Regions from separate parts of the Mus musculus genome. Here region 2 is linked to region 1. The links are chromatin loops, found by intact Hi-C in ENCODE. Cell type or tissue: left cerebral cortex. All regions are shown on one strand. Each heading gives the region's core, and the rest is flanking DNA. Links, peaks and the distances in the headings are about the cores only. Region 1 overlaps Cep170 (centrosomal protein 170). Region 2 overlaps Sdccag8 (serologically defined colon cancer antigen 8).

Region 1 (12,327 bases), core at 2,971-10,970:
CCTGGATGACAGTGTTTTCCTGTTTGCCTTCGGAACAAGACGTAGAACTCTCAGCTCCTTCTCTAGTGCCATGCCTGCCTGGACACTGCCATGTTTCCCACCATGATAATGGACTAAATCTATGAACCTGTAAGCCAGCCCAATTAAATGCTGTCCTTTATAAGAGTTGCCTTGGTCATGATGTCTCTCACAGCAATAAAATCCAAACTAAGATATAGAGCAACTACCTTAAAAACTATAGTAAGTTTCTCATTAAAAACCTGATCATTAGCCGGGCGTGGTGGCGCACGCCTTTAATCCCAGCACTTGGGAGGCAGAGGCAGGCGGATTTCTGGCCAGCCTGGTCTACAGAGTGAGTTCCAGGACAGCCAGGGCTTCAGAGAAACCCGGTCTCGAAAACCGCCCCCCCCCCCCCCCAAAAAAAAAAAAAACCTGATCACAGACTTGAACAAAGAAAAACAACATCAAATTATGGTAAAAGTTGATGCTGCTCTCAAAGCATTGTGGATAATAGTACATACATTGTTTGTAATATTGCAAGAATAAAATCTAATGTCTTAATATAAAGGCAAAAAACAATTAGCAAGTAACATAGTAAAAGTGTTTAGGCAACATAAGCATTCTGAGTAAATTTAAAAAATTTAGAAATTAAAATAAAATAAATTATTTAAAATAATTTAAATATTTTATATGTATATTAATTTAAAGAAATCAAAGAAATCAAAATAAAAAAATTTTTAAAATCTTAGAATTAAACTCCTTAGATTTTTAGCTACTATGGCTTTTGTTGAGTCTAAAATGTTTAACTGCAGGGTTATTAATTAATCACATGCATAATGTGAGTTTTACTTTATGTGTTTAACAGTACTGCAGGGTTATTAATTAATCACATGCATAATGTGAGTTTTACTTTATGTGTTTAACAGTAATAATAAGCAATCACTTAATATCCATAATAACCATGATGACTAAGGAGTTGAACTACACTTAATGAATTTACAAAAATGTAAGCAAAGCCAGGCAAGGTAGAGCAGACCTGTAAGCACAACATTTGAGGCCTAGAAGAAGAATCCCAAATTAATGGCTAATTCACCTTAGATTTCATAGCAAAATTGTCTCAAAAACCAAACAACAACAAAAAAGGTAAAAATATGCCTGTCTCAAAGTTGCCAGTAACATTAGTAGCCTATCTGTAACAAAGATTGCTCCTTTAGATTAGATTAAAAGGAGAAAAATCTGTATACTGACCAAACAAATCTTAACTATATGGAGTTTAAGTAACTCTAAAAAGTTATAATTCCTGGCATCTCTACTAGAAATCTTAGACAGTGGGAAGGGAACCAAAATGAATGTATTCTGTGATGTATTCTGCTCTATATCAACAGCATGAACATTAAATAATTTAAATGAAAACAAAAGTCTGATAAAGAGTAATTCTTTTAATAAAACATTTAATTAGACCTGAGGATTTTACTTCTTAGATAATTTGTATAAAGAAGCAAATTTTTGTTATTAACCTGGAATGTTTTTGATATTTTTAAAAAACATTTGGTTTATTTTATATGTATGTGGGTGTTCCTGAGTGTATGTCTGGGCAGCATATACAGCAAGAGCTTGAGGAGTCAGAAGAGACACTGGCTGCTCAGGGACTGGATTTACAGTGAGAGCTGTTCTGTGGGTACTGGGAACCAAACCCAGGTTTTCTTCTCCTCTGCATTTAACTGCTGAGTCACTTCTCTCCAGCCCCCAATAACCAGCAATGCTGATAAAAAATAAATAAAAGCCAACCTGGCTATCTCTTCTCGATGGGCAGTCCAATCTCGGATATAATCTTCCTGTTCTTTAATTCGGTGCTTGAATGAAGAACTAGCAGGCATTGCTGATCCAGTACTCTGCATGCGAGTGGTTTTCAGGGCTGGAGAAGTACGTAGACGAGTATGTTTAGGGGAATTACGGTTTGATCCAAATTCATCTTCTGAGGTGGAAGCATAATCAGTAGGAAAGCGCCTCCATCTTGAATTTACTAAATTTGTTTAATTATTAAAAAAAGAGTTATTATGTTATCATTTAAACTTTTTAAATAAAAATCATGATTACAAGATCACCACGAGAGTTCACACACAGCACAATTTTCAGTAACTGACACACATACCTCACAAAAAATTCTAAGTCTACAGTTCCTTAAAGATTGAAACATTATACATTGGTGAATTAAAAACAATGATTAAAAACAATCAAAAGACCGTGTTTTTCATAGTGTAGCGAATAAACATTCAGATGAAAAAGTTCACTAATGATAAACAAGCTCTAGTCATAAATGCTTAACAAGGGTGTTTTCAGTTGCACATACTTTTTGAGTCGAGATATGGATGCTTTTTAAATGACAGCAAAAACACCAACAAGACAAAAATAAAAAGGGAAAAGACTTCCTCATGCCACATGGACTTTGAACACAGAGATGAAGAAAACCCTCTTTTCCCAACATACATATGTGCATAATTCCTGTCCAGAAATTATGCCTTTATGGCGGAAAAAAAAAACATTACCTCTGTCATTCAACATCCTGTTATGCTATGGTTGGAAAAAGTCTCTTTACATGGTAAAAGAACACAACAAAGCATCTTCAGTACAATTCTTTGCTGCTTTAACACCAAAAACATATGGTCAAACTAGACAATGGTGTAAACTCTACAAAGCATGAGACTACAAAACCTCACAATCACTGACATTTAAGGCACAAGAGAGAATTCAGATTGTCATTAAGGAAAGTGGCAATTACTTTCTCATTTACAGTTAGTAAAGACATTTTACAAATGTTATTGCTGACACATTGAAAATTAGAAGACAAATTAATGTAGACATTTTACTGTTAATAGCAAAATCAAACATACAAGTAATTTGTAAAATATAAACAAGAAAAGAACAGAGAAGTTAATGTCTAATTCATGGTAAACTCCATAAGGGCAGAAAATGTTATTTAACAACTAATGTGTACCTAGCATTTAGATGATGTGTCTGGCTAGCAAGTGATTAAGAATAGTTCTGAATGACGAGGGTGGCCTACTCCATATAGTAGGTAAGTGAAGCCCAGAATTTCCTCATCCTCCATTAGAATTTCATACTTTTCCTGATACTTCTTCAAACTGTACTTTCCTTGAAGTGGGCTGGCTCTTAGATAAAACTATACACATCGCCACTGAAGATGGCTTAAAGCAGAGGAATCTATAGGGGCAATATGTATAAATCAGAGCCTGTACTTACTCACACAACTATTTGCTCTCCTGGGGTTAGGATCTAGACTAATGGGTACAGGAAGATAGGAATATGCAGAGGAAGCTCATGGGTCTCTGTAAAAAGCATATATAAATATTTTTCTTTTTTCTGAAGAGGAATGTGATAGTTAATATTTCATCATTATCTTTACAGGATTTCAAATCATCATGGTTATACAACTCTGGGTGTGCCTATGAGCATGTTTCTAGAAAGGTTTAATTGAGCAGGGAAGACTGACTGAACCCAGGGCCTGGAGTTCCGTATAGAAGGAAAAAAGGAGGAGAAAGTATAATGACAGGAAAATAGATCATATAAGGTTTTCAGATTTTTTACCTATCTAGATTAAATTTAAAAATCACTTTCACTTTCTTAAATTTTCTATTTACAAAAATATGTTTAATTTATATAATTAGACTGATCTTACTAAGGCACTTAATAGATCACTAAATTGAAAATCCATACTGGGGACTTTTAAAATATCAATGTCTAATTTGTTCTTTGGTGAAGCACTAGTTATCAATACATATTAAAATGAAAGTAACTTTCAAGATTATTTTAATCTTGTAGGCCATAAGAAACATATTTGTTTATAACATTATAAATTATTTTAACACAGCACACAGAATCATGTCTTACAATCCATATATGTATTTTTATATTTTTTAGAAATGAAACTATATAAAACTTTAATTTGACAATAGATAATAGACTATCTATTTTACCCAAAATAAAATTTACTTTAGTTATAAAATATACAATATTTCTATTTTACTGAAGGTATAAAATAGTATTTTTACTAGAAACATACTATTATTTATTATGTCTAGAATAAAAAAGGACTTATTAATGATTAACTGTGACTATTTCTTTTTAACGTAACAAAACTATGTCGATCTTAAAATACAACTACCAATTTAGCAAAAAAAAAAAAAAAGATCAGAAAAATACACATTTTCATTATATATCATAGGACTTAAGAGAGGAATTAAAGTACAAACAAGTTTTGTTGTGTATATTTATAAGCACTTAGCAATAAGATTATTCAGGGAGAAACATTTCTCTGGGAAAGCTTTCTATTTTCACCATTCATGTAAAAGAAAAATTAACACAAGCTGTAAATGCCCACTGTTTAATTTCCAGTTTGAATTTTGAGATTTAGAATAAGGAAAATATTTAAGAAATAAAACCTTAAAAATTTTAACAACACTTTCTAAACTATGTACTTAAAACAATGAACACCAGCTACTTCATTAACTAGCTAGTGTAAAACAGGATCTTGCTATACAGTCCAAGCCTGAGACACAGTAAGTAGCCAGGCTGGCCTGGAACTTACTCAAGTCCCCTTGTTTAAGCAACCCATATTCTTATTTTGATAACTTAGGGTCCTTGATTTTAATTAACAAAAGAATATGGGTAAAACAAAGTCATTAAACCCTTGGAAGCAAATTGCATAAAAGAACTGCTACCAATGTTACTAGACATTCTGAGTCATCAATGCTTAACACATTAAATGAAAGGAAAAAAAATTAATGACTTAGTCCAAAATACTACAGAATACTTTTTACATATGTCAATATGGCCAGTATCACAGGTGGTAGATAACTCCAAGGTCTTTTAATGTTACATGGAGAATAGAAACCCTGGCCAGTATGATTCTATGTTTATTAAAGCCCTCTTTTCTTTTTTCTTTTCTTTTCATTCTCACTCAAGATAATACAGTTATCTTAAATAAAAATGTTATAGCATCGAAGACATTCAATTGTTAAAAATCAATCAAATTTTCTAGTAATCATACCATGTAACAACTATTTAGTACATTCTTCACTGGACTGGATAAAATAGCCTTTCGATGCTTTAGTGATCACCACCAAAATTATGTCACATCTACCTTGTATATATTTCTAGTAATAACATAACAGATACTAGTGTCTTATGGAACCTAGGATACAGTAACATTTCTTAACAGAGTAGCAACAGCTAGTAAAAGACCCTGGATTCTCATTCTGCCCTAAGATTTGATCAGGGCAGGTTATTTCATCTCCTGGTACCAGTTCTCTAAATATCCTTTCTAGATCTTAAATTCTGTAACTGTAATTATGTAATATCCAACTACTAAGTATAAAGAATAAAAGTAACATTTAACTCAATTTTCTCTAGGGACTTTCATTAAGAAATTCAAGGATTTATTATTTGTTTAGATACAGAGGAGTACCAAGATCTGTATTCAAAGCAGAAATAAAAATCACTACCTGTATATGATATGAAATCTTATATTTGTTTTTTAGACTTGCCAAGTGGTTCTATTTGGACCACATTTTAAATAAGCCACTTCATGCTAAAGAGTAAGGAATAAAATCAGACTAATCATGTGGTAAGAGCTAGTCAATGATCAGAGAAGAAGCGACATTATGCTCTTTGTAAAATATAACTTACATCACAGCTCATGTTAGGACGGAAGGAAACATATCTTAATGTGTTAAATGGAGGTAAGATGGCAGAACAAGCGCTGTTGCAGAAGAAATCGGGGAACACAGCTCAGAATGCAGCAGCACAAAGGGATTGAACTAAGAAGGTAGAGCCGTAAGAGCCGTAAGAGATAATTGAATAACAATACCTGGTAATCAACTGATTAATAATCAAAGACTGATGTGTGGAAACAGGCCAGAATAACAAAGAAAGCATCATTTATCCTCCATTAAGCTTCAGTCTGCATTTGGTCCTACCATAGGCTCTGACTGTCATCAACACAGTCACTGAGCAGCAGCGACAGGACAGAACAGGAGCAGACAAGAGCAGCAGTGAAAGGAGGACAGAAAGTGGGGAAGGAGGAAACACAGTTACAACGCACGATTGGCTTGGTGTTGAGTCGTGAAGGATGTATTATAAATTAAGCAAAAGTAAAATCAAGATTACACACCAATGTTCCTCTACTTTTAACTCAAGACTTAGGGCTCACTTAGCTTGTTGGTAAAGAATCATAAACTTTTAAGTCTGGGAACAGCTGGTCTACCCTTACTGGCCTTTGCAGCCACACCCACACGTGCAGCTGATTGTGAGGTAATAAGAGCACGCTTGGAGGATACACACAAATAGCTAGCTGCCTCACAGCTGTAGCCACACAGTCTCCATGGCTTCAGCTTAAATACGAAGTGCAGACAAGTAAGTCAATAGCACTTCAGCGCTTAGAGATAATGAGTAGTGATTGTAGTGACAGATAATCACTCCAGTTAAACGCTAAGAGTACAAGATAATGTTCACAATTAACTTTCCAGTTTAATTTGACCCACACATGTTTAGTGATTGCCCCATGAATCCACGATCTTCCACTGAAATAAATGAAGTTAATTTTCAACAGCTCCAACTATAAATGTGTAAGTATATGAAACAGTTTTTAATCAGATATTTATTTCCAAAAGGATGGAAAAAGGTATATTATTTCTCTTCAGGTTCATAAGAAATCTGAAACACCTGGTTTTAGGAGCATAACATTATTTTTAAAATAGTAATTCCTAATATAATTCTATCAAATTAAAAAAAAACCTCCTAAATGTGTTTAGTTAATATCTTATTTTGAAATCACTACTTTGTCTAAGACTTTATTTGGAATTTTACATTTTAATGGAGGAGATAGTAACTCACTAATTTTAACCTTATTCTTGAATTATTTTTCTAAGACAGCTAGAAATATAATTCTTAAATATAAAAAGCCAATACAGAAAACATACTGCTGTTATTAAAAATCTAGAACCAATTACCTGAAGGAGAGCCGTGAGTGGAGCTCATGCTCTTGACCTTGGAGTCGGAGAGCCGAGAGATACTGTTAGCTCGAGTTCTAGGAGAAAGTTTATCTGATGGCACTAGCCTGGCTCCGCTCCTAATGACAGCTTCTGCGGTGCGTGCAGATGCGCTGCTTCTTGAAATTGTTGCTTCAGAGTCACTACGGGCAGATAATGAGCCAAGTCTTGTTCTTCGAGGCTGAGCCAATAAATCAATCCTAGAGATGGTTCGCCTTCCTGTGGGTGGTTTTGATGTGGAACTTGTAGTGGACACTTCAGAAGCAACAGATGCTTTGTCAGCATCAGCAAGTTCACTGTCAGAAGCTTCACCAAGCCGGGCTCTTCGCAGGAGGGAAGTCCGGGTGGGCCGTGGCCTTGGGAGAGTAGTGGATTTGCTTGTTGAACCAGAGGCAACAGGAGAAGTCTTAGACTTTGTTGCTTTGCCTCCCTCCAGTTTGGAATGTATGTTGTGTTCATCGGCTGAGGTAAGTGGAGTCCGTCCATGAGATTTGCAGGAGTATGTTTCCTGGTCAGATGACATAATGTCAGAAATAGCAGAATGAGGCACACTAGAGGTCTGGTCATCGTCTGTTAAGTCTATGGAAGGCTGCCGGATTCTTCCACTGGACTGCACAAATTTGCGACCATCTGCTCTTGCACCTATATCTGCAGAGCGGCTTTTTGCTTTCTTTTCAATTTTCTCCCTACTGCCTGACTTAGTAACATCTTTGGATGGGGAACTCGTGGAACACCTGTCTTTATAGAGACTAGTGAAACTCTTCCGCTTTTGCGTGGACTTTCTTTCTGTCTCTCCAGTAACCAGACTAATTGTACTGGCTGTGTCTACATCAGACTCTGGGGAAATTGAATTGTCTCTATTGTAACTGGGAGTATCTGGGCCTTCATCAGTTTTATTATTATCTTCTCGCAGTTTAGCTTCTAGAAAAGCCATCACTGCTTCTGTGTCTTTTAGAATCAAGGTTGTGTCCATGCTAGAATCAGTATCCAAAGAGTCACTCCTTTCTCGGAGTCTACTTGCAGACGTCAGTGCTAAGGCAGTGGGTACAGATGAATTCTGCTTATTGATATGGGGGATAAGTTCTATGGGGATGTTGGAACTGGGCTTGTCTATGGTGAAACTCCCTTGGCGCACTAACGATTTGGAAGACTCTTTCTTGTCTCCTTTTGAGGCCTGGCATTTTGGAATTTCCTCAGCTTTTCTTCTCTTGCTTTCATTTTGTATTACTCTGTCTCCTTTGCTCGTAGAATGTCCTGAAACTTTTTCTAAGAGTTGGGACTCTTGCTTAGAAGATTCCTCCCTACATTTATCTATATGGCCTAAAGCATTTTTTGAAGGAAACTTAGTAGGAGTCCACTGGGCCTGCTCCTTTTGCTCTTGCTGCTGCATTTTAGCCAATGTTTGTTTTACCAAAGAAGTTTCCTTTTCCGTCTCACTCTTCTCCTTGCTAGATGAGCTTCCTGAGTGAAGGAGGGCTTTACCATCTCCACCAGTTTTAGGACTCTCACCATTGACTGCCCTGCTCATTTTACTCAGGCCTCGGTCTGCATCGTGCTTCTCGCTTTGGTATACCTGGGCTTCTTTTTCCTGCAGTTCCGTGTCTTGCTTTTCTCCTATCTCTGACCTCTGTGGAACGACCTTCGCTCTGGAGCTCTCGAGTAGCTTCTCTTCATTTGGGAGCTGGGGAAGAGTTCGCCTCTTCCTCTCTCCCTGACTAGCCAAGGAAGTTGTACAACTAGTACTTCTTAGGGAAACACCAGCGTCACCAGTATCTGTCTCTAAAATAAAAATATCAAAGCAGAAATTCATGAGAGCAAAAGGACACATATAAAAGGAATGTCTACTAGTTACAGCATAAGTTTAAAAATATCCTCAGTATAAAATGAATGCCTTCTGTGAAAAATTTGTACTTCCTAAAAAAAGAAAAGAAAAAAGGGCAAAATATCTTAGCTTTTAGCAAGGCATTAAAAAAAAATTCCATGTAATATTTTGTATATGCTTGGGCCAGGGAGTGGCACTATTAGGAGGTGTGGCCTTGTTGGAGTAGGTGTGTCACTGTGGGGTGGGCTTTAACACCCTTATCCTAGCTGCCTGGAAGCAAGTATTCTCCTTGCAGCCTTCAGATGAAGATGTAAAGCTCCCAGCTCCTTCTGCACCATGCCTGCCTGGATGCTGCCATGTTCCCACCTTGATGATAATGAACTGAACCTCTGAACCTGTAAGCCAGCCCCAGTTAAATGTTGTCCTTGTAAGTGTTGTATTGGTCATGGTGTCTCTTCACAGCAGGACAACCCTAAGACAATCCGTATCAATAGAAAATATGAAAATAGTAAAAAGTGACAGGACTTGTCATAATTTTATAACCAAGGGACTGTTAAACCATAATTTTCTGGTATATTAAGTAAGGCAGCTTATTAAAATAAATGACTTCTTTCTTTTTTTCAATTTAGTAGATCCCAATGCAAAAGTGAATACTTTTGAGGTGATAAGACAGAGACAAAAAAATTTGATCATATTTGAAAGAATTTAAAAATGAAGGGATCATATGTGAGTCTTTGTTTTGCATTTTAATGTGTAAAATTAACTGTAAAGCTTTTTAAGTGTAAACTGATAATTTAGAATACTATATACTTATGTAGTACAAGGTAACATTATTACTAAAAAATGAAATAGAAAATAATTAAATCAATATTTGACACCTTAATTTATAATATAAATTCATACATATATGAATCATGTGCAAATTATTACCTTATCTTTATGATTACACTATAATGGTAATTACATATTTTTCTAACAGATTGGCATATCAAGAAGGGTTAATTTTTTGAAGTTTTAAAATTGTACTTGAACAGCAAAAATTTACAATAAAAAAGCAGAGTGTCTGAAAATGAAATACTAAATCTTAGTAGTTATCCTTTTGTCTTTGGAAGGTTCAATTTATGAACTACACCAAAGTTTTTAAGGAAAAAGGACTTGGGGTTAGGTGGCATAGCATAGCATCTTGTATAATATATACACTAGTCCTCAGTTTACTTCATTTAAGCTTAATTTACTTCTAACTGTATTAAGTTTAGCTTGTTTTGTTTTTAAATACACATGGTCCACTAAAAGAGGGAGGGAGGAAGGGAGGGAGGGAGGGAGGGAGGGGAGAGAAAAGAGGTAAACATGGAGGAGGAGAGAGAAATTACCGTTTTCTACAGTTGCAGACAATTCCATTAACCTTTCTTCTGGATCATGCCTTGTATGATTAGCAGCCAAACTAGCCCATTGTGAAACCCAACGTTTGCTTCCAGATGAAGATATGGCTTCCTAAAGGAGAAAAACAGAGAGAGAGAATGCAACAACCCTGCCAATGCTCATTTTCATGAGCGAGAACTTCATTCAGTCACAGCATGTGACACAGAAGCCATGTCTCAAGCTCAGCTTGTTATGATGCATTGATTCTTCAATCAAGGCTCTCTAGCTGTTCCGTTCAACCACAATGTATTCTTATTATGAACGGAGTATACAATCTCCTGTGCTTCTTATACACTAACATGGTACTAGGTACAACAGTTATTCTGTTGCCAGAGGAGGACAGACACAAATCACAGCTTTGCAGCTAGCCCAGTGCAATTGGTTTTATTCCATTAAAAGGAAGAGAATCTAAAGGGTTATTAATTAAAGTTACCTGTTAGTCCTATACTTTCTAAGAAATCAGACTGGCTTCAGGGTTTCAAGACTTATCAAATATACTAGGTTATATTTTAATAGATTTCAAGAAACCAAAGCCTGGGCTGGAGAGATGGCTCAGCAGTTAAGAGCACTGACTACTCTTCCAGAGGTCCCAAGTTCAATTCCCAACAACCACATGGTGGCTCACAACCATCTGTAATGGGATCTGATGCTCTCTCCTGGTGTCTCTGAAGACAGCTGCAGTGTCCTCATATAAACAAAAATAAATAAATCTTAAAAAAAGGAAACCAAAGCCTGGTATTTCTATGATATTTAAGCTGAAAATAACACACTATGAAATTTGCTATACCCAGTCTGTACCCAGACCCATCTATGTTTTTATCTGTCTTTGAACCCTTCTAGTGAAGTGTGTATCCCTTAACTCATGGACATACCCTAGCATTTGTAGGCTGAGGGTAATATAAAAGTTATCTATCTCAAGCTGAAATCAGAGGTGGGATCAGCCTGTGAAACCTAGTGACGTACAGAAAGGGAGCGTGGGGATATATAGTTCTGTGGTAGAGACTCACTTAGCAAGTACAAGGCAGGTTCAATCCCTAGTACTGTAAAGAACAAAGACACCTCTCACCCAAACCTTAACTCAGGCAGCCATTCACACTAAAAATATAAAACTACAAAAGTTCATTTTGAGCTATTTAAATATACCTTTTTTTAAAAAGTTACTGTGTTAATTATGAGCAAACTGATGCTAGATACTGATAAAGTAATGATTCATGTAGACAATATATTGTATGGTATCAAGAATAGATTGAAATAAATGTAGAGAAAGATGTATATAGACAAACTGGACACCAAAGTTAGCAGACTTCTTGGACTCCCTTCCAAGGTCTTACAATCCCCATCTATAACTCTTGAGCACCAAAGACAGTACCAGATGATCCTGCACTGTGCAAAGAGCATCCACAACAGAGCGGCTTCACTATTATATACTTATGGCATGTTGTGCTTTGTTCTAATGGCCTGTTACACGATGGCTACAAAGACAGTAACTTACTGGAACTATATGAATTTTACCTGGCATAGATGGAGGAAGAGAGACGAGGGAATCTAAAGTAATTTACAAAAACCTTTCCCTGGATTTATCAAAATACCAACACACTGCCTGATATCATTACTAATATCATCTGTTTTCAGTGAGTAAATTAAACAGAAATTAGAATAAAACTTCCCTAAGTTTAAGAGAAATAAAGAACACTAAAAGCCTGTAATTGTTCTAACAATTTTCAGAAAATAGCAAACCGCAGGGTAACAATTTTAACACTATTGAGCATACAGATCTATTTATCTGTCCCTAAAAACATATTTGTAGGAATATAAATGAAATAGTAATGTTATGTAACTTGGATTTTCTTTTATTTACATTTTATATTTATTCATCACTCACTTACTCCTTAGAGAAAATTAATCTAAAGAGTAAAGTGATGAATTAAGAAAAAGGCTGGAGAGATGGCTCAGTGATTAAGAGCACCCGACAACCTGAGTTCAAATTCCCAGCACCCACATAAAAAGCTGATCATGACT
Region 2 (12,327 bases), core at 1,902-9,901, 110 kb after region 1:
GTTTGTGTGTCCAATGGGCCTCTCTTTCCAGTGATGGCCGACTAGGCCATCTTTTGATACATTTGCAGCTAGAGTCAAGAGCTCCGGGGTACTGGTTAGTTCATATTGTTGTTCCCACTATAGGGCTGCAGATCCCTTTAGCTCCTTGGGTACTTTCTCTAGCTCCTCCATTGGGGGCCCTGTGATCCATCCAATAGCTGACTGTGAGCATCCACTTATGTGTTTGCTAGGCCCCAGCGTAGTCTCACAAGAGACAGCTATATCAGGGTCCTTTCAGCAAAATCTTCTAGTGTATGAAATGGTGTCAGCGTTTGGATGCTGATTATGGGATGGATCCCTGGATATGGCAATCACAAGATGGTCCATCCTTTCGTCACAGCTCCAAACTTTGTCTCTGTAACTCCTTCCATGGGTGTTTTGTTCCCAATTCTAAGAAGGGGCAAAGTGTCCACACTTTGGTCTTCGTTCTTCTTGAGTTTCATGCGTTTAACAAATTGTATCTTATATCTTGGGTATCCTAAGTTTCTGGGCTAATATCCACTTATCAGTGAGTACATATTGTGCGAGTTCCTTTGTGATTGGGTTACCTCACTCAGGATGATGCCCTCCAGGTCCATCCATTTGCCTAGGAATTTCATAAATTCATTCTTTTTAATAGCTGAGTAGTACTCCATTGTGTAAATGTACCACATTTTCTGTATCCATTCCTCTGTGGAGGGGCATCTGGGTTCTTTCCAGCTTCTGGCTATTATAAATAAGGCTGCTATGAACATAGTGGAGCATGTGTCCTTCTTACCGGTTGGGACATCTTCTGGATATATGCCCAGGAGAGGTGTTGCTGGATCCTCCGGTAGTACTATGTCCAATTTTCTGAGGAACCGCCAGACTGATTTCCAGAGTGGTTGTACAAGCTTGCAATCCCACCAACAATGGAGGAGTGTTCCTCTTTCTCCACATCCTCGCCAGCATCTGCTGTCACCTGAATTTTTGATCTTAGCCATTCTGACTGGTGTGAGGTGGAATCTCAGGGTTGTTTTGATTTGCATTTCCCTGATGATTAAGGATGTTGAACATTTTTTCAGGTGCTTCTCTGCCATTCAGTATTCCTCAGGTGAGAATTGTTTGTTCAGTTCTGGGCCCCATTTTTTAATGGGGTTATTTGATTTTCTGGAGTCCACCTTCTTAAGTTCTTTTTATATATTGGATATTAGTCCCCTATCCGATTTGGGATAGGTAAAGATCCTTTAACAATCTGTTGGTGGTATTTTTGTCTTATTGACGGTGTCTTTTGCCTTGCAGAAGCTCTGCAATTTTATGAGGTCCCATTTATCAATTCTCGATCTTACAGTACAAGCCATTGCTGTTCTATTCAGGAATTTTTCCCCTGTACCCATATCTTCAAGGCTTTTCCCTTATTTCTCCTCTATAAGTTTCAGTGTCTCTGGTTTTATGTGGAGTTCCTTAATCCACTTAGATTTGACCTTAGTACAAGGAGATAGAAATGGATCAATTCGCAATCTTCTACATGATAACAGCCAGTTGTGCCAGCACCATTTGTTGAAAATGCTGTCTTTTTTCCACTGGATGGTTTTAGCTCCCTTGTCAAAGATCAAGTGACCATAGGTGTGTGGGTTCATCTCTGGGTCTTCAATTCTGTTCCATTGGTCTACATGTCTGTCACTATACCAGTACCATGCAGTTTTTATCACAGTTGCTCTGTAGTACAGCTTTAGGTCGGGCATGGTGATTCTACCAGAGGTTCTTTTAACCTTGATAAGAGTTTTTGCTATCCTAGGTTTTTTGTTATTCCAGATGAATCTGCCGATTGCCCTTTCTAATTCGTTGAAGAATTGAGTTGGAATTTTGATGGGGATTGCATTGAATCTGTAGATTGCCTTTGGCAAGATGGCCATTTTTACTATATTGACCTTGCCAATCCATGAGCATGGGAGATCTTTCCATCTTCTGAGACCTTCTTTAATTTCTTTCTTCAGAGACTTGAAGTTCTTAACATACAGATCTTTCACTTCCTTAGTTAGAGTTATATTATTTGTGACTATTGAGAAGGGTGTTGTTTCCCTAATTTCTTTCTCAGCCTGTTTATCCTTTGTGTACAGAAATGCCATTGACTTGTTTGAGTAATTTTATATCCAGCTACTTCATTGAAGCTGTTTATCAGGTTTAGGAGTTCTCTGGTGGAATTTTTAGGGTCCCGTATATATACTATCCTATCATCTGCAAAAAGTGATATTTTGACTTCTTCCTTTCCAATTTGTATCCCCTTGATCTCCTTTTGTTGTCTAATTGCTCTGGCTAGGACTTCAAGTACAATGTTGAATAGGTAGGGAGAGAGTGGACAGCCTTGTCTAGTCCCTGATTTTGTGGGATTGCTTCCAGCTTCTCACCATTTGCTTTGATGTTGGCTACTGGTTTGCTGTAGATTGCTTTTATCATGTTTAGGTATGGGCCTTGAATTCCTGATCTTTCCAAGACTTTTATCATGAATGGGTGTTGGATTTTGTCAAATGCTTTCTCAGCATCTAAGGAGATGATCATGTGGTTTTTGTCTTTGAGTTTGTTTATATACTGGATTACGTTGATGGATTTCCGTATATTGAACCATCTCTGCATCCCTGGGATGAAACCTACTTGGTCAGGATGGATGATTGTTTTGATGTGTTCTTGGATTCGGTTAGCAAGAATTTTATTGAGGATTTTTGCATCAATATTCATAAGGGAAATTGGTCTGAAGTTCTCCATCTTTGTTGGGTCTTTTTGTGGTTTAGGTATCAGAGTAATTGTGGCTTCATAGAATGAGTTGGGTAGAGTACCTTCTGTTTCTATTTTGTAGAATAGTTTGTGAAGAACTAGGATTAGATCTTCTTTGAAGGTCTGATAGTACTCTGCACTAAACCCATCTGGTCCTGGGCTTTTTTTGGTCGGGAGACTATTAATGACTGCTTCTATTTCTTTGGGGGATATAGGGCTGCTTAGATCATTAACCTGATCTTGATTCAACTTTGGTACCTGGTATCTGTCTAGAAACTTCTCCATTTCATCCAGGTTCTCCAATTTTGTTGAGTATAGCCTTTTGTAGAAGGATCTGATGGTGTTTTGGATTTCTTCAGGATCTGTTGTTATGTCTCCCTTTTCATTTCTGATTTTGTTAATTAGAATGCTTTCCCTGTGCCCTCTAGTGAGTCTGGCTAAGTGTTTGTCTATCTTGTTGATTTTCTCAAAGAACCAGCTCCTCCTTTGGTTGATTCTTTGAATAGTTCTTCTTGTTTCCACTTGGTTGATTTCGCCCCTGAGTTTGATTATTTCCTGCTGTGTAGTCCTCTTGGGTGAATTTGCTTCCTTTTGTTCTAGAGCTTTTAGGTGTGTTTTCAAGCTGTTAATGTGTGCTCTCTCTAGTTTCTTTTTTGTAGGCACTCAGAGCTATGCGTTTTCCTCTTAGAAATGCTTTCATTGTGTCCCATAAGTTTGGGTATGTTGTGGCTCCATTTTCATTGAACTCTAAAAAGTACTTAATTTCTTTCTCTATTCCTTCTTTGACCAAGGTATCATTGAGAAGAGTGTTGTTCAGTTTCCATGTGAATGTTGGCTTTCTATTATTTATTTTGTTATTGAAGATCAACTTTAGTCCATGGTGATGTGATAGGATGCATGGGACAATTTCAATATTTTTGAATCTGTTGTGGCTTGTTTTGTGACCAATTATGTGGTCAATTTTGGAGAAAGTACCATGAGGTGCTGAGAAGAAGGTATATCCTTTTGTTTTAGGATAAAATGTTCTGTAGATATCTGTCAGATCCATTTGTTTCATAACTTCTGTTAGTTTCACTGTGTCCCTGTTTAGTTTCTGTTTCCATGATCTGTCCATTGGTGAAAGTGGTGTGTTGAAGTCTCCTACTATTATTGTGTGAGGTGCAATGTGTGCTTTGAGCTTTACTAAAGTTTCTTTAATGAATGTGGCTGCCCTTGTATTTGGAGCATAGATATTCAGAATTGATAGTTCCTCTTGGAGGATTTTACCTTTGATGAATAGGAAGTGCCCCTCCTTGTCTTTTTTGATGACTTTGGGTTGGAAGTCAATTTTATTAGATATTAGAATGGCTACTCCAGCTTGTTTCTTCATACCATTTGCTTGGAAAATTGTTTTCCAGCCTTTCATTCTGAGGTAGTGTCTGTCTTTTTATCTGAGATGAGTTTCCTGTAAGCAGCAAAATGTTGGGTCTTGTTTATGTAGCCAGTTTGTTAGTCTATGTCTTTTTATTGGGGAGTTGAGGCCATTGATATTAAGGAAAAGTAATTGTTGCTTCCTGTTATTTTTGTTGTTAAAGTTGGCATTCTGTTCTTGTGGCTGTCTTCTTTTAGGTTTGTTGAGGGATTTTTCTAGGGCGTGGTTCCCGTCCTTGTATTGTTTGTTGTTTTTTTTTTTTCTTTGTTATTATCCTTTGAAGGGCTGGATTCGTGGAAAGATAATGCGTGAATTTGGTTTTGTCATGGAATACTTTGTTTTTTCCATCTATGGTAATTGAGAGTTTGGCTGGGTATAGTAGCCTGGGCTGGAATTTGTGTTCTCTTAGTGTCTGTATAACATCTGTCCAGGCTCTTTTGGCTTTCATAGTCTCTGGTGAAAAATCTGGTGTAATTCTGATAGGCTTGCCTTTATATGTTACTTGACCTTTTTCCCTTACTGCTTTTAGTATTCTATCTTTATTTAGTGCATTTGTTGTTTTGATTATTATGTGTCAGGAGGAATTTCTTTTCTGGTCTAGTCTATTTGGAGTTCTGTATGCTTCTTGTATGTTCATGGGCATCTCTTTCTTTAGATTTGGGAAGTTTTCTTCTATGATTTTGTCGAAGATATTTGCTGGTCCTTTGAGTTGAAAATCTTCATTCTCATCCACTCCTATTATCCGTAGGTTTGGTCTTCTCATTGTGTCCTGGATTTCCTGGATGTTTTGAGTTAGGATCTTTTTGCATTTTCCATTTTCTTTGATTGTTGTGCCGATGTTCTCTATGGAATCTTCTGCACCTGAGATACTCTCTTCTATCTCTTGTATTCTGTTGCTGATGCTCACATGTATGGTTCCAGATTTCTTTCCTAGGGTTTCTGTCTCCAGCGTTGCCTCACTTTGGGTTTTCTTTATTGTGTCTACTTCCCTTTTTAGGTCTAGTATGGTTTTGTTCATTTCCATCACCTGTTTGGTTGTGTTTTCCTGTTTTTCTTTAAGGACTTGTAACTCTTTAGCAGTGTTCTCCTGTATTTCTTTAAGTGAGTTATTAAAGTCCTTCTTGATGTCCTCTACCATCGGGTCTAGCTTTTCGGATGTGTTGGGGTGCCCTGGACTGGGAGAAGTGGGAGTGCTGGGTTCTGATGATGTTGAGTGGTCTTGGTTTCTGTTAGTAAGATTCTTATGTTTACCTTTCGCTATCTGGTAATCCCTGGAGTTAGTTGTTATAGTTGTCTCTGTTTAGAGATTGTTCCTCTGTTGATTCTGTTACCCTCTATCATCAGACCTGGGAGACTAGTTCTCTCCTCTGAGTTTCAGTGGTCAGAGCAGTCTCTGCAGGCAAGCTCACCTCTTACAGGGAAGGTGCACAGTTATCTGGCGTTTGGACCTCCTCCTGGTCAAAGATGAAGGGCCAAAACAGAACCTTTCCCAGAAGCTGTGTTGCTTTGGCCTGTCCCAGAAGCTGTTAATTTCAGTAGTCCACATTCTCACCTGTGCAGACTACTTTCTGTGGAGTTCCGGAACCAAGATCGCTTCCGCAGATCCTGAGGCAAAAACCTCCAGGGCCAGGAGGGCCCCTGTCCTCTCGCCTGGAAGGTGGCCGGATGTCTGGAGCCCGAAAACGGCGCTGCCTCAGAAGCTCTGTGGCTCTCGCCTGTCACAGAGGCTGTTAGCTTCTGTGGTCCACACTCTTGTCTGTGCAGACAACTTTCTGCGGAGTCCCGGGAGAGAAGAATTTTTAAAAAAGGAAAAAGAATGTATGAGGTGGACATTGTGTGCTATGTACCTGGCATTCACACTGTATTGAAATGTGATAACATGGTGTTGGAGTCTGTGAGTTTTCACCTAATGTTCTGATAAAACATACGAATTTTGCTTTGGGAGAGTATTAAAAGATAGGGACTGTGGATATTTTCAGTTCAGAAGCACTTTTTAATCCGAAGTAGTTGCTTGGTGTTTGTTGCCACCCAGTGGTCATTGTTTGTATTGCATTCAGAGTAGAAGGCATTGCTTTATGGCACTGTTGTTTACCCTTCTAGTGGCTGTGAAAGTTCCTGACCTGTTTATAAGAAACAAATACCAGAGCTCCCTGGGACTAAACCACCAACAAAGAGTACACATGGTGGGACTCGTGGCTCCAGCTGCACATGTAGCAGAGGAGAGGCCCTTGGTCCTGTGAAGGCTCTATGCCCCAGTATAGGGGAATGCCAGGACCAGGAATTGGAGTGGGTGGGTTGGTGAGCAGGGGGAGAGGGGAGGGTATAGGGCATTTTCGGAGGGGAAACCAGGGAAGGGGATAACATTTGAAATATAAAGAAAATATCTAATTAAAAAAGAAAGAAATGAAAAAAAAAAAAAACAACAAATATCAGGCCTGGGCAGTTCATAATGTTGTTTTCAGGTAATGGTGTGGAAGTACTGTCCAGCAATGGTTGTGTTCCACTTTCTAGATCTGTGGTTTGGGCAAATTATTTCCTGATTGAAAGCTGTACCTTTTCCTACCTGGGTGAGGAGAACACTGAAATCGCCCTGGTGAACGTGGTGACAGGACTCTGTGCCACTTAGGAAGCTTTTAGTGCATAAGGTCACTCAGTGAAGGGCTTCACTTGAAAAATGTAACAACTACAACTGAAGATGATTTTTAAGGAGAAAAAAAATATAATCTGGGAATCAATGAGGGTAGAATGTGTTGATAAAATTCAAGAATCAGGTAGCAAAGGTTCCAGGCTGCCTGCCTGCCTGCCTCAGGATCAAAGAGGCTGAGTGATGTGTGCAGGCATGGGCTTAGGAAGTCAGTAGGCACAAGAGAGGTGAAAGAACACTCTGAGGAAAATTTTCTTTACAAATGGCAACATAGAAGGTTCAGTAAATGTTAAAAAAAAAAAAAACATTTTTATTCTGTGTCTTAGATTTTAAGAGGAGCAAAAAAGCAGAAATAAGAAATTTGGGGTGGACAAAAGACCAGAAAAGCATTGAGCACCAGACTTCACTTGGGCATGGCCGTCATGCCGCTTGCAGCACAGTGTCTAGTGCAAAACAGAACCAAGCTGTCAGTGCACCTTACTCCCTCACCCAGCCGGGCTGCAGTCCTCGCAGGCATGTTTGTGGTGATGCTGGGATTAGCAAGCCTGGTGCTGCTTCAGAATGTGGCATATGTGGTTATGTAGTATATACAACCGTCAGTGATAAAAGCAACTGTGTCATTGGCCTTCATGTGTGTTGTATTGTTTACCATTATTTTAGACTGTATCCCTTGCGTGTGTGTGATCACACCAGCAGTAGCCTCATTCACCTCATATTCAGAGGGTCTCCTGATTGCTTCAGAAGCAGTAACATGACCTACAATATGCAGGCTTATGTAAGTGTCAACTGATATAGTATGCTTTTCTCAGAACATGGCCATTAACTGATGCAAATAGTCTCAGTGTAGGCTTATGGATAAGTTTCCGGTAAGCAAGTATTTATACATTAAAAGCAATACTGTGTTTTATTCATAAGTAAAAATCTTAAATGTATTGATAATCACTTTTATTTAATGGGCTTTGCTTCAAAAAAATAAATTCATATTTATAAGCTTTAAATTTTATGCTCACTAAACGTAAACAATAAATCATTGTGGTATATTAATTTATTATTCATGAGTCTTTTGCTGGAATTTCTAGGAAACTATAACAGTTGGGAGGAAGATTAGAAATGTCATAAAATAGGTTTCCTGGTTTAAAACTTCAGTTGGAAGATGTTAGTTTTGTTGTGGAAAATGTTTGACTTCTTTATGATAGTAATTTTTATCCTTTGGCTTAATAAAACTAGAAATAGAAATACGAAGCCCACAAAGTTATGTTTTGAAATAACTGTTGATAAACAGCATGCAGTGACTGCAAAGGAAGCCACATGAGTGGAATCCATTGGTTTGGGAAAGCAAAATTTCTCAGCTCCTCAAGGCTGGCGGCCATTTCCACCAAGTAAGGAAAAGGAGAACCCACCACAGATCCCCCGGGAAAAATGGGGTGCAGGCCCCACTTGGACATGATCATCTTAGTTGTGATGTAGCCTCTGAGGATTTTGTTTCTTCAGGGTTATACATCAGCTGTGGCTCTCAAAAATGAGTAAATTCGAGCCCTTGAACTACAAGGACCAGTACCCTGCAGACCCCTGTAGTGAGGGTTAGAGAGTCCTGAGCCTTGGTGAGGCCACCTGTTAGAGACGTTTTAGATTGGGGATGCCAGCTCCCTGATTTAGGTCCAAGGGTAAGGCGATTGCTTGTTGCTCAATCATTAAGACCTGAGGTAGGATCTGCTGGGGAGGTGGAGACAGGAGGATCTCTAGGACATAATACCAACCAGTCTATGTAACTGGTGAGCTCCAGGTCAGGTGGGAGACCATCTCTCAAAAATTAAGGTAGAGATGTGGTTGAAGTGGACTTTGGCTTCCATGTGTGTGCATATGTGACTAAATTTTTTATTTTCACACGTTACTAAATTTTACTGTTTCTTTCATTGTAACCAAGTATAAATGTTAAAAATTTAAAAGGGTATAAAATGAAATGTGTGAACTTGGTTACATACCTAGTGACAGACTCCATGACAATTTGTAACCTAAGGGTTAGTCATTGCTCTTCATTCCTCCTCCACAGCCGCCTGCTGATGAGCATCAGGAGACAGAAGCCTCAGGCTCAGCAGTCAGTCATCAGCACTCTGTTTATATGACTGACAGCTCCACTTTGTGCTTTCCACTGAACCTCCTCTTGCTAGGCCACCATGAGGACCATTTCCTCTGGTTCCCGCGGAAACTGGAATCTTTCCCTCTTGCTGTTTGGGCTGGCTGGGCTCTCAGGTGTTCTTACTGTTCCCATACTTAAATGGTGTTAATGCCTAAGTTTTTGTTCAGTTGGGAATTTCTTTGGATATACTGGTTCTATTTACTTATACCGGTAGTATTCATTATATCAGTAAAGGTTACTGGGTTGTGTTTTACTAGATTAGTGGAAAATGGTTATAACTAACACAATTGCACAGAATTCAGTATTCCCTAGTATTTCAGGCTCCAACAGATTCAGTTATAGAAAAAAAATCACTCTCATTTCTCTTACAATCTAGTTTAAAATTTTCCTAGTTTCTAAGGCACTCAGCTAGGATTTAAGTTGGGGCTAACTTCCTTGGAGAACTGGTTTTAATCAAAACCAAATACAATTTGGTTTTGATTAACCAGACACGTTTGAAATTGGCTCTCATACTGTAGGATAACAGAAACTTTCCAAAATAAAGACCTGAAAGTGAATACCTTCTAGATGAAGGAAGGAGAGTTTGCTGCATATCCTAGATATTTTCTGTCTATATTTAGCTTTTAGCAGAGGGCAGCATAACTGTGCCTAAAACCCAATGGTGTACACGGAGACTATTTCCATATCTACTGTCAACAAATGTGGCTGTGCAGTTTGTTTGCTTTATTTTTATTTTCAAATAGTTTTAATTTTTTCTCTCATATTTTACATCCTAGCCACATTTTCCCCTGTTTCTTCTCCCCCCAAGTCTCCCCCCTCCAACTTCTCCCCCTTAACCACTCCTCTTCTGATTCCCTTCAGGAAAGGACAGGCCTCTTAGGGGTAACACCAAACATGTCATATCAAGTTGCAATAAGACTAGGCACCTCTCTCATATTAAGGCTGGATGAGGCAACCCAGTGGTGGGAAGAGGGTCCCGAAAACAGGCAAAAGTGTCAGAGACAGCCTCTGCTCCCGCTGTTAGGAGACCCACAAGAAGGCCAAGCTACACAACTGTAACATATGTGAGGAGGGCCTAGGTAAGGTCCATGCAGGCTTCCCTGGTTGGTGCTGTGGGTTGCTTGTGATGTTCTTGTCCTGTCTGGCTCCTACAACCCCTTCTTCCCCTCTCCTGCAGGATTCCCCAAGCTCCACCTAACATTTGGCTGTGGGTTTCTGCATCTGCTTCCGTCTGTTGTTGGCCTCTCTGATGACAGTTATGCTCTGGTCTTGGAGTACAGCAGAATATTATTAGGTTGTATTTGGTTCTGTCCTAGGTGTCTGGGCTGTCTGGCCTCTGGTTCCTGGTCCTCCAGACAGTGTCGAGGTGAGATCCCTCTCATGGCATGGGTCTCAAACTGGACTGGACATTGGTTGGCCACTTCCCCATGGCACATCTTGTAGGTAGGAGGTTTTGTGGCTGACTGTTCCAGTTCCTCTCCTGGAAGTCTTGCTTGACTATGAGAGATGGTCAGTTCAGGCTCTGTATCCCCCATTGCTAGGAGTCTTAGGGCTACCCTGGTAGATTCTTTGGAGTTTCCATAGACTCCCCAATTAGCCCCCAATTCCAGTTGTCTCTCCCAATAATTTCTCCCTCCATCTCCCTCTTACTTGATCCCTCCTGCTCCTGTCTCCCCCCACAATAGGAGATTTCATTCCTGCTCCCTCCCTGAAACATCCACTTAGAAGTGAGGACAGACCATGTTTGACTTTTTGGGTCTGGGTCATCTCACCAAGAATGATTTTTTTTCTAGTTCCATCCATTTGCCTGTAAAATTTATGATGTTATTTTTTTATCAGCTGAATAATACTCCATTGTATAAATATAACCCATTTGATGTATCCATTCTTTGGTTGAGGGACAGCTAGATTGTTTCCAGTTTCTGACTATTACAAATTAGGCTGCTGTAGATATAGTTGAGCAAGTTTCCTTTATGGTAGGATAAAGCATCCTTTGGGTATATGCCCAGGGGTGGTATAACTGAGTCTTGAGGTAGATCCATTCTAAGAAACTGCCATATTGATTTCCAAAGTAGCTGTACAAGTTTGCACTCCCCCGCCAGCAATGGAGACGTGTTTCCCTTGCTCCACATCATTACCAGTATGAACTGTCACTTGTGGTTGTCTTAACCATCCTAGACTGTCCAAATTATAATCATATAGCTTGTGAGCTATGTGAGACCTGGGTTGGGCCAGTGCTGTAGGCATAGACAAATGCCAGAGGACTGAGATTCTATAGGAAGTTCATTTGATTGAGGGTTTTTTTTATGTAGTTTGCAGTTCTAATTCATTCTTGGACATTATAGATAATGGCATTATTATGAATATGTCCAAGGGAAGTGAGGGAGGTTTTTCTTTTTTATTTCCTTTGGTTTTTACAGTCCATTCATTGCCCCATCCCCACCCACCTTCCCACAGTTCCTCATCTCATTCCTCCTCCCCCTGTCTTCAAGAAGATGTCTCCCACCCCAGGCCTCCCCACTCCCTGGGGCCTCAAGTCTCTTGAGAGTTAGGTGACTCTTCCCCCACTAAGGCAAGGCCAGGCAGTCCTCTGCTGTATATGTGTCTGTCAGCGGTCTTGGACCACCAGCTCGTGCATGCTGCGTGGTTGGTGGCTCAGTGTGTGAGAGACCACAGGGATCCAGGCTAGTTGCGGCTGCTGGTCTTCCTATGGGTTCACCCTCCTCCTCAGTTTCTTTCAGCCTTTCCCTAATTCAACCACAGGGGTCCCGGACTAGTCTTGTAGCTTTAATGGTGAAATGGCAACCTGTGAGTGAGTGAGAGTGAGTGAGTGAGTGACAGTGAGTGAGTGAGTGAGTGAATGAATGAGAGTGAATGAGAGTGAGTGAGTGAGTGAGTGAGAGTGAGTGAGTGAGAGTGAGTGAGAGTGAGTGAGTGAGTGAGTGAGTGAGTGACTGCAGCATCAGGGTGCTGCTATGACAATAGTGTTGGAAAGCAGTCATCCAAGTGGACTGTAGAAGGTGTTTGAACTATCTTAAATAAGAAAGGGTATCATTGCCTCATTTCTCCCTGGTGTGCCTTCCCACTCCTGACGTCCCTTCTCGCTCTCTTGCCTGCAGGCTTTGATCCAGTGTGAGCAGCTGAAGAGTGAGCTGGAGAGGCAGACAGAAAGACTGGAAAAGGAGCTTGCCTCTCAGCAAGAAAAGAGGGCTGTGGAGAAGGAGATGATAAAGAAAGAAGTAGCCAGAGAGAGGGAAGATGCAGAGTCAAAGGTATTGGGTGAGATGCTCTCCCACAGCTGTGGCTGCATCTGATGGGTAGATCACAGTGGGGAAGGGCAGGCTTCTGCTCACAGTTTTAGCCCTT

The links. Peaks named below come from ENCODE experiments on the same cell type or tissue, not always from the same donor. Only the 100,000 strongest peaks of a DNase experiment are listed, where the experiment ranks them.
Region 2: it touches region 1 in a loop (2.5-fold over the local background); 7 of 42 quality-filtered maps call a loop at or near these places.

The regions. Positions count from the first base shown.
Region 1 is chr1:176,748,138-176,760,464 of GRCm38, forward strand. Cep170 (centrosomal protein 170) reads right to left here. Exons shown (of 20, transcript NM_001099637.2): 12 at 10,260-10,380; 13 at 7,029-8,846; 14 at 1,789-2,023. Among named protein-coding and RNA genes, the nearest start is that of Mir350, 18 kb to the right of the region's middle. In left cerebral cortex, for the core only: no CTCF peak of the experiment used is centred there; DNase peaks (open chromatin) are centred at 6,002 and 7,312.
Region 2 is chr1:176,856,132-176,868,458 of GRCm38, forward strand. It overlaps Sdccag8 (serologically defined colon cancer antigen 8), which reads left to right. Exons shown (of 18, transcript NM_029756.3): 10 at 12,081-12,233. Among named protein-coding and RNA genes, the nearest start is that of Sdccag8, 48 kb to the left of the region's middle. In left cerebral cortex, for the core only: a CTCF peak has its summit at 6,204 (motif pointing left); a DNase peak (open chromatin) is centred at 6,213.